3 separate regions of the Homo sapiens genome follow, and regions 1 and 3 are each linked to region 2. The links are chromatin contacts, found by Hi-C or POLR2A ChIA-PET in ENCODE. All regions are on one chromosome and are shown on one strand. The core of a region is the stretch at or near the end of the contact, and the rest is flanking DNA. Distances in the headings are between cores, read along the strand shown.

What was found. Hi-C counts contacts between places; a loop is a spot of excess contacts on that map. ChIA-PET counts read pairs that join two places held with the same protein, here RNA polymerase II (POLR2A). Pooled maps may share reads with other maps.
Region 1: a map of endothelial cell of umbilical vein shows a loop between it and region 2 (4-fold over the local background). The contact joins two enhancer-like sites. A Hi-C loop is called at or near these places in 15 of 168 maps with a recorded cell type or tissue (HepG2, MCF 10A, PC-3 and 10 more) and 7 of 50 pooled maps. POLR2A ChIA-PET finds 5 or more read pairs at or near these places in 5 of 52 experiments (A549, AG04450, BJ and 2 more).
Region 3: a pooled map shows a loop between it and region 2 (2.7-fold over the local background). The contact joins two enhancer-like sites. A Hi-C loop is called at or near these places in 7 of 168 maps with a recorded cell type or tissue (HepG2, adrenal gland, cardiac septum and 4 more) and 8 of 50 pooled maps. POLR2A ChIA-PET finds 5 or more read pairs at or near these places in 3 of 52 experiments (HepG2, IMR-90 and activated B cell).

The regions. Positions count from the first base shown.
Region 1 is chr9:81,593,293-81,597,826 of GRCh38, reverse strand. All of the region lies in intron 14 of TLE1 (TLE family member 1, transcriptional corepressor), which reads left to right. Among named protein-coding and RNA genes, the nearest start is that of TLE1, 94 kb to the left of the region's middle. RefSeq lists enhancers at 1,248-1,941, 1,942-2,637, 4,296-4,534. Within about 2 kb of position 2,331, at least 2 of the 41 ENCODE cell types and tissues checked have a DNase peak (open chromatin) inside an H3K27ac peak, as active enhancers do.
Region 2 is chr9:81,521,926-81,526,450 of GRCh38, reverse strand. No RefSeq gene overlaps it. Among named protein-coding and RNA genes, the nearest start is that of TLE1, 170 kb to the left of the region's middle. RefSeq lists an enhancer at 2,089-3,288. Within about 2 kb of position 3,015, at least 3 of the 41 ENCODE cell types and tissues checked have a DNase peak (open chromatin) inside an H3K27ac peak, as active enhancers do.
Region 3 is chr9:81,612,133-81,616,678 of GRCh38, reverse strand. TLE1 (TLE family member 1, transcriptional corepressor) reads left to right here. Exons shown (of 20, transcript NM_005077.5): 10 at 1-33; 11 at 545-697; 12 at 3,158-3,302. Among named protein-coding and RNA genes, the nearest start is that of TLE1, 75 kb to the left of the region's middle. Within about 2 kb of position 3,043, at least 17 of the 41 ENCODE cell types and tissues checked have a DNase peak (open chromatin) inside an H3K27ac peak, as active enhancers do.

The DNA.
Region 1 (4,534 bases), core at 1,082-3,581, 72 kb before region 2:
GACTCTTTGCTTTTAGTTCCTTCACCTCTGCTGTGTGCCCAGTAAATGAAAAGCCCCTTGCTCTTAATGGGTTTTTATATCATTCATGTTTTACATCTGTGAAGTCGAGTGGGCTTTATTCTTTTCGATTCTGACACCAGACTTCAGAAGCAGAAGCGATCCTGATCTGTAGGAGCTTGATTCAGAAAGCTAGGTGGGGGCTGGGTCTCAGTTCTGAGGCTTTCTGAGATGCAGGTGGGCTTCGCTGTATGGCCCCTAAGGAGGGATCCAGGACTGACTGTCTGCCCTGCAGTTTGCCACGATTCTATCCAAACGTCCATCTCTACTCTTTGGGCGTTTGTTCTAGTCTTTGCCAACTGCCATTTCCCCCACTCTCACCTTTGATGACTTAAGAATTTTGTATTTTTTGTTGCCTCATCACTGCCCTTGTGCTTTCCTGATCCCCACCCTGCGTCTTCCTCCCTTTCCGCATTCCCTGACCCACATACTTGTCCACTGGTTGAGATAAAGCCCTCAATTCAACGTATCTTCACTTGGCTTTTTTTTAAGTCGTGGTGGTGCGATAACAATACTGTCATTTCCTGAAGACTCACTGCAGGTGTCAAGTGCTGTGTTAAGTGTTTTGCAGCTGTTACCACTTTAATCCTTACAGCAACCCCTGCGACCTCTGTGTTTTATTATTATTCCTATCTTATGGATCACGAAACAGACACATTCTAGACTGCAGGCTGGCTGATTGGCAAGACCGCAGTTGACGTAGCCAGAGAACCAGAGAGAGGTTCATTTAACAGCAAAGTTTGGGCACTTGATTTGCCTGTGGACCTAATCTAATGTGTTAACTGGTTACGAGCCTTCCCCTCGACTTCCTCTTGAATAAGTAAATGAATCTAAACTTTAAATATTGGAATACCATACACATACAGAAAAGTGCATGAATCATACATGTCTAGCTCAGTGACTTTTCACCAAAGGCAGCCACCTGTGTAACCAGCCCTTGGATCAAGGAACAGAGCAGGATCATTGCCCAGAAACCCCTCCCATGCCCCTTGCAGTCACCAAGGTTAACCACCACCTTGACTTTCAATACTGCAGATGAATTTTGCCTGTGTTCGAAATTCTAGAAATGCGGTCATTTCCATGTCCATTATTTTGTATCTGGCTTCATTCTGAATTCAGGTGTGAGCGATATTCATGAATGCTCACTATCTGTTTATACATTCCTCTTTCTGATTGGTTTTACTTTTCCTAGTTCCTCAACCAGTAGAGAAAGTTAAGTTTCCTTCTGGGATCCCTTCACCATGGTCATGATGAGCCCTCAGTGTGGCCTTTTATTGAAAAAGCTCTGTTATTATTGTAGGTGAATAATTTCCTCCCCTGGTTTTTTCCTTCCAGTTGATCCCTCCTAAAGGCCCATCCACCCTTTGTGTTGCTCTGGCGTGTTCATTTGATTTGGCTCTCCAGCACAGCAGGCAGCACCAGCTTCCTGCGAGGCCCCCTGTGACTGATGTATTAACATCCATATGGGCTTCCCGTGGGACGGATGAGTGTTCACAGCTTCTGACAGCAGCTCGCTGCATTGTGAATCAATTTTAAATTGCCTCCATATGATGATCGCAGGCCTCCTGTGCAGTTTAAAGAAGAGGACACCTGGGAGAGAAGTGGGTGTCTTCCAAAGATCAGCAGACAGATCTCCCGTCTGTTACTCGGTGCATCTATTTAATCTGGAACATTTAACTCTATGATAAGCAGGCTTCCAGTTGGAGGAAGATAAAATCTCCTTTCTCTGAAAAATCTGAGATTGATGAAAGGGTGCCTCATGGAAACCTGGCCTTACCTGGAGGCGCCCAGCTTGATTTGTGGTACACAGAGAAAAACTAATCCTCACATGTGTAATTTCTCTCATGGCACCGAGATCTTTGAGAAGCAGTTTCTCCATCTTAAACACCATCCTTTAAATCATGTGCAACTCAATTGTTTTACTTTTATTTTTTAATTTTTTTTTTTTTTTTTTTGAGACAGAGTCTCTGTCGCCCAGGCTGGAGTGCAGTGGCACAATCTCGGCTCACCACAAGCTCCGCCTCCCAGGTTCACGCCATTCTCCTGCCTCAGCCTCCCGAGTAGCTGGGACTACAAGCGCCCGCCACCATACCCGGCTGATTTTTTTGTATTTTTAGTAGAGATGGGGTTTCACTCTGTTAGCCAGGATGGTCTTGATCTCCTGATCTCGTGATCCGCCCGCCTTGGCCTCCCAGAGTGCTGGGATTACAGGCGTGAGCCACCGCGCCCAGCCTCAATTGTTTAATTTTATGGAAATTTACTTGTCATTTCTTCAGTATCACCTGGCAATTTTTTTGTTGTTTTTGGACCCAGAGTATGGAGCCTGATTCTGAGTCATAGAACTTGGCTACTGGACTTTGTTCGTTGAGCATTCTTCAAAGCCTAGAATTCTTGTAGGACATGAATAGACTTAAACTCCCATAGTTCTGTGGCAGTCTTCAAGGGCAACAAAATGCTATTTGATTATGACTCCAAGTATCCCATAATAAGTGGCATAGGTTCCTGTTCAACTAACTATAATGTGCATGTTGAAATATCATGTGGACTCGATATATTGCTAAGGACACCAAATAATCCTGTTGGATAAAAAATGAGATTGAGTGGTTTGGTGATGTGAGGGCTTTGAGCTATATTGTTTTTATATGTGTATTTATTCCCCAGGACAGTCTCCATGGTTCCCATTATACGTGCTTATTCATTCAAATTAAGAGTAACATTAAGGATTTGGGCCAAAAAGCTATTTACTATTAGTTACTGGAACCAATTTGCCAGCAGATAACAGATTGAGATTATGTCCTGTGATTGAGTGGAGGGGAAGTTTAAAAGTCTTCATGTGTCTGATATTTTGCTTTTATGGAGGGAAGATAATAGCATGCATTTTATTTTCAAGCAAATGTATGTGGGTTTTAAGTGCAGGGTGCTAGAGACCTGGCATAATCGGTTTTCAGTTTTGTGCTTGCTAAGTTACTTTACAAAATTTGAGTTTGTATTAAAATGAAAATTTAAGCTCTGTGTTAGTACTCATGGTGTTTACATTATATTTAAAGCTGCCAATGACAAGCTCCAGAAAGGGCCCAGACTTTCTCGAGGGTAATGGGAAGGAGGAAGCAGTGCATACTTCACTTATTGTTTATGGTTTGAACTTCTAGCTCTCTTAGTGATTTCAAGTTAAGAAAGTGGAAGTAGTGGTCTTCAAAGTAGAATGTGCATAATTTTTTTTTTTTTTAAGACGTAGTCTTGCTCTTGTCGCCTAGGCTGGAGTGCAGTGGCGCGATCTCATTGTTCTCATTGTCCAACTCCCATTTATGAGTGAGAACATGCAGGGTTTGGTTTTCTGTTCCTGTGTTAGTTTGCTGGGAATGATGGTTTCCAGTTTCATCCATGTCCCTGCAAGGGACATGAACTCATCCTTTTTTTTATGGCTGCATAGTATTCCATGGTGTATATGTGCCACATTTTCTTTATCCATTCTGTCATTGATGGGCATTTGGGTTGGTTCCAAGTCTTTGCTATCCAGCAATTGATTTCTGTCTTTGAAATCAACTTGTGGCCCAGAGGGGCCGTAGGAGCACCAGTCATCTTGCTCTTAGCTCAGGCAGTGGGAAGGAAGAAGAGAAGAGGGCAAGTATGCTCTCTCCCTATTTATTTTTTTAGAGCAGTTATAGGTTCTTGGCAAAATAGAGTGGAAAGTTACAGAGAGTTCCCATATCCCCCATCCCTCTCCCCTCTTTCAAGTTCAGAGCTTCCTCAAAATGCCATCCAACAGCTTCTTCTTACACCTCATTGGTCAGAACATAGGCAGGCTGGGCTAAAGGAGACCGGGGAAGAGTAGTTTTTTAGCTGCACACTTTGCTGTTTTATATAATGGCGTTCCTGACCAAGGTAGGCAAGGAAGATTGTTGAGTAGGAAACCTAAAATCTCTGTTTACAGCCATATAAGATAATCTCTTATTTTCTCTTCCTTAAGCAAGAGAAAGTTGAAGTCCATACCATAAACTGGTATTTTTAGAAAGCTGTTTTTTTGGAGGTTGTTTTTGCTGTTGAAATATATCTACTCTGTTTAATTATTATTAGTTCTTAAGGGCTTCATCTTTAGCAGGGAAAACAATCATTTAAAATTATACTAAGAAATCATACAATTACACAAGATACATGGAAGGAGGTATTTTATGTTCATTTGGAAGTACATTAAGTGTTTTATAATGAGATTTGAGGGAATGCTTTACAGAATGGGTAAGAACAATTTAAAACCCTTAAAAAATTTTACATACAGTTCAATATATATGTCATTTGGTACACGCTAGATTTCTGCTATTAATTATTTTAAATTTGCACCAGCAGTAAATGCTTCAATTTGTATTGATTTCAAAGGAAACTATACAAGAGAATCTTTCCTTTTTTTCATCTTTTTCATAGTCGTAGCACATTGCCGAGATAGGGATTGCTTCCTCTGTAAATGTGTTTTCTGTCTTCTCTC
Region 2 (4,525 bases), core at 1,766-4,265:
GCTGCCCTTGAAGTGATACCTGAAAACTCCAGCTAGAACAAGAAGGTGAAGGTAACTTTCAGAGGGAAGGTCACCAGCATAGGGCATTTTGAGTTCTTCAGGGTACAGGGCAAGGTGTTAGGGAGTCATGTGGGGGGGGTGATTGCGTCAGATTAGAGGAGGTGCAAACCCATATGGGGATAGAGTCTACGTGGTAAGAGATGACTCTGGGGAGTGGACTCTTTGTTGAGACTGGGATGGCAGGTATGCAATGTATGATGCATGTAGTCCTGATCACTTTAAGGGGACATGAAAATCAGTTCTTATCATGGCATCCACCGTGGGCATAATCTGCTATATGATGTGAAATGTGAGACTGCAGATACATAGTGGGATGTTGAATGGGAGGATCTTGCCAGAAATACAAAGGGTTCTATGGGTTTTCCTGAAATTGAGTTGTGGGCAATTTATGAGTGGATGGGATAGGAAGTCTTTCCAAAAGATAAAGAGTTCTGTTTAGAAATTTTGAAATAAATGTTGAAAGAAGAATTATAAAAAAAAGTCTAAAATAGTTATTTTAAAATTTTTATAATAAGCCTTTGGGGGCTATTATTTAACTGAAAAACTGCATATTTATTATTTTGTTAAATAAACAAATGATTTTAAAAAATGATGAGTTTCTAGAGAGGATGGGGATTATTTTAAGAGAGAACACTGAATAAAAAGGATATATATAAAGAAGAAATGGCAAAGACTCCTAATTGCTGATCCCAATGTCCATTTACTTCTTCCTCCTTAATAACAGAACCTCAGTTTTTGGCAGGGCACTGCTACATAAGTGAATAAATAAACAAACAAATAAATGAAAAGATTGCGTTACATAAAGTATTTTCCCAGCCTCCCTTGATGCTAGATGGGACCAAATGTCTAGCTTCTGGCCAATGAGATATAGTGGAAGTTGGACTGACCAATGGTGGGTTAAAAATGGCCAAACATCCTTTGGCAAGTCATTCATCCAGAGATGCAGTCTAACCTCCCTCACCTTGAATCTGGTCAGGTTCTAAGGCTGCATTCTACCTGCTGTGCTGTGAGAAGCCCAAGTTACATGCAAAGGCCATGTGCAGATGCTCAGGTTTAGAGTCCCAGCTGAGCTTCTGGCTGACAGCCAGCTTCATCTCCTAGCCATGTGAGTGATGCATCTTAGATGTACAGCCCAATTGAGCCTTCAGATGACACAGCCCCATCTGACTATAGTGACCCCCAAATGACAATTGTTCAGTTGAACCCAGTCCATCCACACAACTGTGAGGAATAATAATAAATCAAAGCCACTATGTTTTGGTATAGCTTCTGCACAGTAATAGATAACCAGAACAGTGTCTTTGTGGTAATGTTATTATTGTTTTTACCATTTGCTGCCCACCTGTGAAAGAATTATATGTCCATCCCCATAACCATGTGACTTGCAGTGTTTCCCTCTAAGAAGATTCTACTCTGTTTCTCAATTAGTGTAGAGTTTGGTCATATAATTGTCTTTGGTCAATGGAATGTGAAGAACAGGTGACAAATGCCACATACAATCAGAAGCTTTAAGAGAAATTGCATAGATCAGCCATTGTTCTCTTCCCTCTGCCACGAGACTTAAGCCTGCTTCTTTAGTTTAGATCCCTGTGTTAGTTTGCTAAGGCTGTTAGAATACCACAGACTGGGTGGCTTAATCAACAGAAATTTATTTCTCACAATTTCTGGAGGCTACAAGTCAGAGATCACAATGTCTGCAGAGCTGGTTCATTCTGAGAGCCACGAGGGAAGGATCTGTTCCAGGCGTCTCTCCTTGGCTTATAGATGACTGTCTTCTCCTGTCTTCACACTGCACATGTCTGTGTCCTAATTTCCTCTTATAAGGTCACCAGTTATATTGGATTAGGACCCACTCTAATGACATCATTTTGAAATTAATTACCTTTTAAAAGACCCCATCTCCAAATATAGTTATATTCGGAGCTACTACGTATTAGGACATCAATGTATGAATTTTTGGAGTGACAAATTTAGCCCATAACAATTCCCAAATGGGAGAAAATGTGGAATAGAGTTTCAGCCAACCCACAGACAACTTGTGAAGAGAGTGAGAAAAATATGTTGTAAGCCTCTGTTATTTTGGACTTTGTTGCCACAGCATAACCTAGCATAAGATAACCAATGCAGTCCTTTAAAGGGAAGAACACATTCTTCTGCACCTCTTTCTCCTTCGTGCTGCTTGGGATATGGACAACCTTGACACTCTTAGCCAGTTGGACCATGAGGTTTATGCTAAAGATTGCTGACTATGATGACTATGAAACTGCCACACCTACCATGGGTGAGCTACCTCTGGACTTTTTCTGGGACAAAGAAACTTCTATCTAATTTAATATAGGAAAGAAAATGATGACAATGCTTCCTTAATTAGAACTGTGCTTCAAGGAGCTCCGACTGGGCAAAGGGAAAGAGAGAACCCCAAACAGGTAAAGAAATTGTAAAGAGAGGGTAAAGCACACCCCCGTGTTGTAAATGCATATTTTTCTATAAATGATATTTCCACTTTTTTTTTTGAGACAGAGTTCTGCTCTTGTTGCCTGGGCTGGAGTGCAATGGCACGATCTCGGCTCACCGCAACCTCTGCCTCCCGGGTTCAAGCAATTCTCCTGTCTCAGCCTCCCGAGTAGCTGGGATTACAGGCATGCGCCACCACACCTGGCTAATTTTGTATTTTTAGTAGAGACGCGGTTTCTCCATGTTGGTCAGGCTGGTCTCAAACTCCCGACCTCAGGTGATCCGCCCGCCTCGGCCTCCCAAAGTGCTGGGATTACAGGCGTGAGCCACCGCACCCGGCCGATATTTCCACATCTTAAAAAAAATCTTGTAAATGAGATTGGTGAGTAATCTCAGCAAACATGGAGTATGTTAAAAGATCAGATATGGGTAAATGCCATTTTACCTACCATTCCAGTTTTCAAAAGGAGGAAGGGAGATTCTGCAAACTGTTGAACTGTGAGCTTTATTTCCGGGAGTTCCAAGAAGAGGAATTGGTTGGGTCATCATTACAGTAACCTCATTTCCTTCTTTGACAGATATATTGGACTATGGAGCCAGGGGAAATGCAGCAGTGTGTACTTTTGAACCAAAGCAAGTCATTTGAAAGGGCTTTCAAAATGTCTTCATAGATCAATTAGAAAACTATCCGTTTATAGATCAAAAAGGTGTACGAAGAGTAGTTTCTGTTGGACAACCAGAACGTAGTTTCTATCTCTATCTACTGTCATGGTGTCAGCTTCAACGTAAGGATTGGCTCCCTCTTGTGGTTAAGAGATGGCTTCATTGCTACTTGTTTCAAATATGGAGAGAGGATTCCTTCTGGATCTTCCTTCTCTGTGGTCAAAAAGCTTCAGTCCCAGATTGTGACAAAAGAAAGTCCCCAAAAGACAAACAAAAAAACCTTTTTCTCATATTTAATTGACTTGCAATTGAATCAGGAGTCCATCCCTGAACCAATTATTCTGCCCAGGGAGAGGAATGCTCTGCTTACCTTGGGGCTGACTAGCTAGGGGCGGAGCTTGGCTTTCCCCAAAACACATTGACTTCATGGGCTGGGAGGGTGTGCTTACGTATGGATGTGGATGTCTAAAGAGAGCTGACGAGTTAACAAAACAGGGAGTGGATTTTTTTGGTGGCCAAATATAATATTCACTGTTCTTGGAAGATTTTGAGACTGAGATTCTTTAATGATATAATGCAGAAGTTTAAATTTTGATGAGCTCATGATAGATTTATCAGGATTCCATTAACCACAAAATATCCTCCAGTTAATCAGATGAGTGAACCCAAGGGGCCGAATTGTTTATCATTATTTATCTTGTGGCAGAGACATGTGGGCCAAAAATGGACTTTGGCTTAATTATAATCAAAGTTAACACTCTACTACCTAATTATAGTGGACAAATATGTTTATCTTCTTTAGAACATTAGAGAAGGAGTATGTTCTCAGAATGGATAAGAACGACAGTCATTCTTTTTTTAATTACAGGAGAGCCCATATCTAGTTTATCTGAAGATTTGTTTCAAGTTGCGGGCAGGACATGGTGGCTCATACCTGTAATCCCAGCACTTTGGGAGGCCAAGGTGTGAGGACTGCTTGAGTTCAAGGGTTCAAGATCAGCCTGAGCAACACAGTGAGTCCTCATCTATGCTAAAAGTCAAAAGAATTAGCCAGGAGTGGTGGAGTGTGTCTGTAGTTCCAGCTGCTCAGGAGGCTGAGGCCATAGTATCACTTGACCCCAGGATATTGAGGTTGCAGCAAGCTATGATTGCTCCTTTGCTCTCCAGCCTGGGTGAAGAGTGAGACTCCGTCTCTAAATAAATAAATAGGCCAGGTGTGGTGACTCATGCCTGTAATCCCAGCACTCTGGGAGGCCGAGGTGGGTGGATCACTTGAGGTCAAGAGTTCGAGACCAGATTGGCTAACATAGGTAAAACTGAAAATACAAAAATTATTATTATTATTATT
Region 3 (4,546 bases), core at 1,794-4,293, 90 kb before region 2:
GATGACAACTTAGTTGTGGATGTGTCTAATGAGGTAACCATTCTTTTCATCAAAGTTTGTCTTCAGAATGATTTGAATAATGTTATGAAAAAAAACTAACAGTGAATGAAGGAAGTAGAGCCCCTCGGTGGGGGGACCTCTTGCAACTTCTTACATTAAGAAGTTAATGGTTGCTCATGTATGGAGCAATAATGGTCTAACTGACATAAAGTTTTATTTCCTTTAAAAAAAGATATTTCTCTAGACATTTTGAATGCCTAAGTTGGATGTTTGGCTCCCCTTTCCTTCCAGTGCCCTCTAGGCAAAGTTCTTAAGCATGAGGCACAAAGAGGGATATGACTGCGGGGTTTTTTTTTTATGGCATGTTTGCAGGTATGTTTGCCGACACCATATTGCTCATTTATAACATGGTGTTGGTCACCTTGTACAACCCCAACCCGAAGGACTTTCAGCTCTGTCCTTAAATTTAGAGAATGAGTGTGGAAAGGGAAAAGTCTGTCTGTTACAAGCTAAATCACGAAAACTTTTGATTATGCTTGTTGAGGACCCTTCTTCTCCGCGAGCAAGCCCTGCCCACTCGCCCCGGGAAAATGGAATCGACAAAAATCGCCTGCTAAAGAAGGATGCTTCTAGCAGTCCAGCTTCCACGGCCTCCTCGGCAAGTTCCACTTCTTTGAAATCCAAAGAAATGAGCTTGGTAGGTAAAGAAAACTGACACTTGCCTGTTTGGCAGTGTATTTTTCATTGTGGACTGGAGGACTCTGAAGTATTGGAAATGTGGGGGTTTTGCTGCTTGAGGGTTGTATTTTTAAGAGTTTAATAGTGAAACTCATCCTTCTGTTCTTTGTCACCATTCAGGGTTTACTTTTTCCCCTCAGTCATCTCTTTTCGGCCATGATTAGAGGGTGTACACGCATCTGTGTTCATTGCCTTCTTCTTCTTCTTCTTCTTTTTTTTTTTTTTTTTGAGACGGAGTCTCACTCCATCATCCAGGCTAGAGTGCAGTGGTGCAGTCTCAGCTCACTGCAGCCTCTGCCTCCTGGGTTCAAGCGATTCTCCTGCCTCTGCCCCCTGAGTAGCTGGGATTACAGGCGCGCGCGACCATGCCCAGCTAATTTTTTTTTTTTTTTTTTTGTATTTTTAGTAGAGATGGGGTTTTGCCATGTTTGTCAGGCTGGTCTTGAACTCCTGACCTCTTTGATCCACCCGCCTCAGCCTCCCAAAGTGTTGGGATTACAAGCCCAGCCTCATTGCCGTCTTACTTGGGGGATATGTTCTTGCCACACAGCTCTCTGAAACTTCCCAGTTGACAAATGGTTCAAACTTCTGAGATTCTTTTTTTTTTTTTCTGAGACGGAGTCTCACTCTGTTGCCCAGGCTGGAGTGCAGTGGCGTGATCTCGGCACACTGCAACCTCCACCTCCCAGGTTCAAACAATTCTCCTGCCTCAGCCTCCCCAGTAGCTGGGATTACAGGCACTCACCACCACGCCTGGTACCACCATACATTAGAGAGGGTGTACACGCATCCATGTTCATTGCCTTCTTCTTCTTCTTCTTTTTTTTTTTTTTTTTTTTTTTTTTTTTTTTTTTTTTTTGAGATGGAGTCTCACTCTGTCACCCAGGCTGGAGTGCAGTGGTGCAATCTTGGCTTATTACAGGGTTTCATGTTGGCCATGCTGGTCTTGAACTCCTGACCTCAGGCAATCTGCCTGCCTTGGCCTCCCAAAGTGCTGGGATTACAGGTGTGAGCCACCGCACCTGGCCTCAAACTTCCGAGATTCTTAAGTCTTCATTTTCTTAGGCTGGTCATTTACCTGGTAGACTGATCCTTAATATCGGGGCATGTCATAGAGCATGCCCCGATATTATGGAGCTCGTCAGATCAGTGATGCACAAAGGAGGCCCCAGGGGAAGCCAGGAACTGGTGCATCAGAACCCACTCATGTGGTCACTCATTCAATCAAACTTTGTAGACTGCATCATCTTTTAACAATAACATTTCATAACAACCCTTCAGTTAATCCTTACCTGGTCCCGGTAGGCATTATCCCATTTTACCGGTTGGGAGGGATGAATAACTTAACAAGGCTACACAGCCGTGGCTCATGATCCAAGGTCAGAAAGAGCTCTCTTTAGCCCGTGCTCTTTGCCACGCTGTAGTGGTTCTTGGACTGTGTTGTAAAGCACATGAAAGGTTGAAAGGCCAGAGAAGGTGCCCTGTAACCCTGTTACTGTCTGGTCTCCGAAAGGCCCCTTGCTGGTGTTCAGTCTCTGATCTGCACTGGTGGGTCCACTTTGGTTATGTAGGCAAGTGGGCAGTGACTCTTAACTCCAAAGTGTTGTTCTTTTTAGGCATATTGGTAAGGTTAGCCCTGGGGCTTTTGTCTCTGAGATACTGGCCCCACTCTCTCTCACCATTTGTCTCAATCCCAGGGCTACCTAAAAAGGAGACTTGAAAAGGGGTCTTCTGGCCTGGCGCGGTGGCTCAGGCCTGTAATCCCAGCACTTTGGGAGGCCAAGGCGGGTGGATCACGAGGTCAGGAGATCGAGACCATCCTGGCTAACATGGTGAAACCCCGTCTCCACTAAAAATACAAAAAAATTAGCTGGGCATGGTGGCGGGCACCTGTAGTCCCAGCTACTCAGGAGGCAGAGGCAGGAGAATGGCGTGAACCCGGGAGGCGGAGCTTGTAGTAGGCCGAGATTGCGCCACTGCACTCCAGCTTGGGTGACAGAGTGAGACTCCATCTCAAAAAAAAAAAAAAAAAAAGAAAAGAAAAGGGGTCTTCCTTGGACTTGGCGGCCAGGACATGTGTTTCTGAGTGCCTGGGAAATATTCTCTGGGTGGTCATCTTTCTAACTTGGCGTAGACCCAAAGTCCACAAGGCTGATGGAAAATACTTTTAAAATAAAATCTGCGGAGGAAGAAGTGTGATCATGTTCTGTGTCTCTAGCTCGAGTTTTAATTCTGGCAGGAAGAGGAAAGGTCAACATTTCTCGCTCACAAGTTAATGCTGTCAACATTGTGTGGATTTATGAAAATTGGCTGAGGGAGTAGCTAGAAGGTGCCCAGTGTCCCAGCTGCTGTTGTGATAAATTGTGTAATATGGCTTGGATTAAAAATAATACTCATTTAATTTGTTTAATGACACCAGCATGAAAAAGCCAGCACGCCTGTTCTGAAATCCAGCACACCAACGCCTCGGAGCGACATGCCAACGCCGGGCACCAGCGCCACTCCAGGCCTCCGTCCAGGTCTCGGCAAGCCTCCAGCCATAGACCCCCTCGTTAACCAAGCGGGTACAGCATCGCCTCTTGTTGTGCTTTGTTTGGTTTCTCCCATTCCCAGCTTGATTTGTTGTCTGTTAATGTTGTGACGCAATTGCCCTACAAATATGAAATGTACGTAGGGCCACCCTCCTTCCTATCTCTGAAAAAGCCATGATAAGAAACAGATGTTTGTCCTGGGGTTTCAGCAGCTGCACTCTGTTCAGTCTCCAACTGTTTACATTCAGCTTTTCTTTTTTTCTTGAGACGAAGTCTCGCTCTTGTCCCCCCAGGCTGGAATGCAATGGCGTGATCTCAGCTCACTGCAACCTCTGCCTCCTGGGCTTTGAGACGAAAGTCTTGCTCTTGTCCCCCCCAGGCTGGAATGCAATGGCGGGATCTCAGCTCACTGCAACCTCTGCCTCCTGGGTTCAAGCGATTCTCTTGCCTGAGCCTCCTAAAGAGCTGGGATTACAGGCGCCTGCCACCACGCCTGGCTAATTTTTGTATTTTTAGTAGAGACGGGGTTTCACCATGTTGGCCAGGCTGGTCTCAAACTCCTGACCTCAGGTGATCTGCCCATCTCGGCCTCCCAAAGTGCTGGGATTACAGGCGTGAGCTACCTTGCCCAGCCTTCTTTTAGTTTTAAATAATTCAAATCCTAGGGACTTCAGTAAAGTTTCTGATAATTATTTTGAACACAAGCCTCCCCACCTAACTAGCATTGTGCGTCTGACTTTGCTAATACTGGCTGAAACAGCGGTTTGGCTGGCCCAACCGTGCTCCTTGCAGACTATAGTTTGCTGGTTTTCTGCTAGGGGAGGCTTCAGGAATCAGTGGTCTCTCCTGCAGTAGAAATTAGGAGGGTTTCTCTGCGACTCCAGCCCTTAAAAAACTCATAATTTGCAACCTGATATTCCCCAGTGGGAAAGGAAAAAAGCAACAACCTGGGCCCAAAGGAAAATAGGCAACAGAATATTCCTCCTAAACCCGTGCTTTGGTTTACGTAAATCCAGGATTGGATTTTCATTTGGAATTGGTACCAGGGAATGGAAAGTTCGGACTGAAAGAGAAATCTTGGATTTTATCGAGAAAATCTTCTTTTGAGATTAAGTCAGGTAAACACTTGGTGCCTGTGCCTTGGTTTGCCCTCTGTAAATTGGGTAGGGAATACTCTTAATTCCCCTGGCTTCCTGGTGCTGCCATTTACACAAATGAGAAAATGTGTGGGTTGTGCTTCCCCTGGAGTCTTTTCTTTCCTGGAGATGCATTCGCTC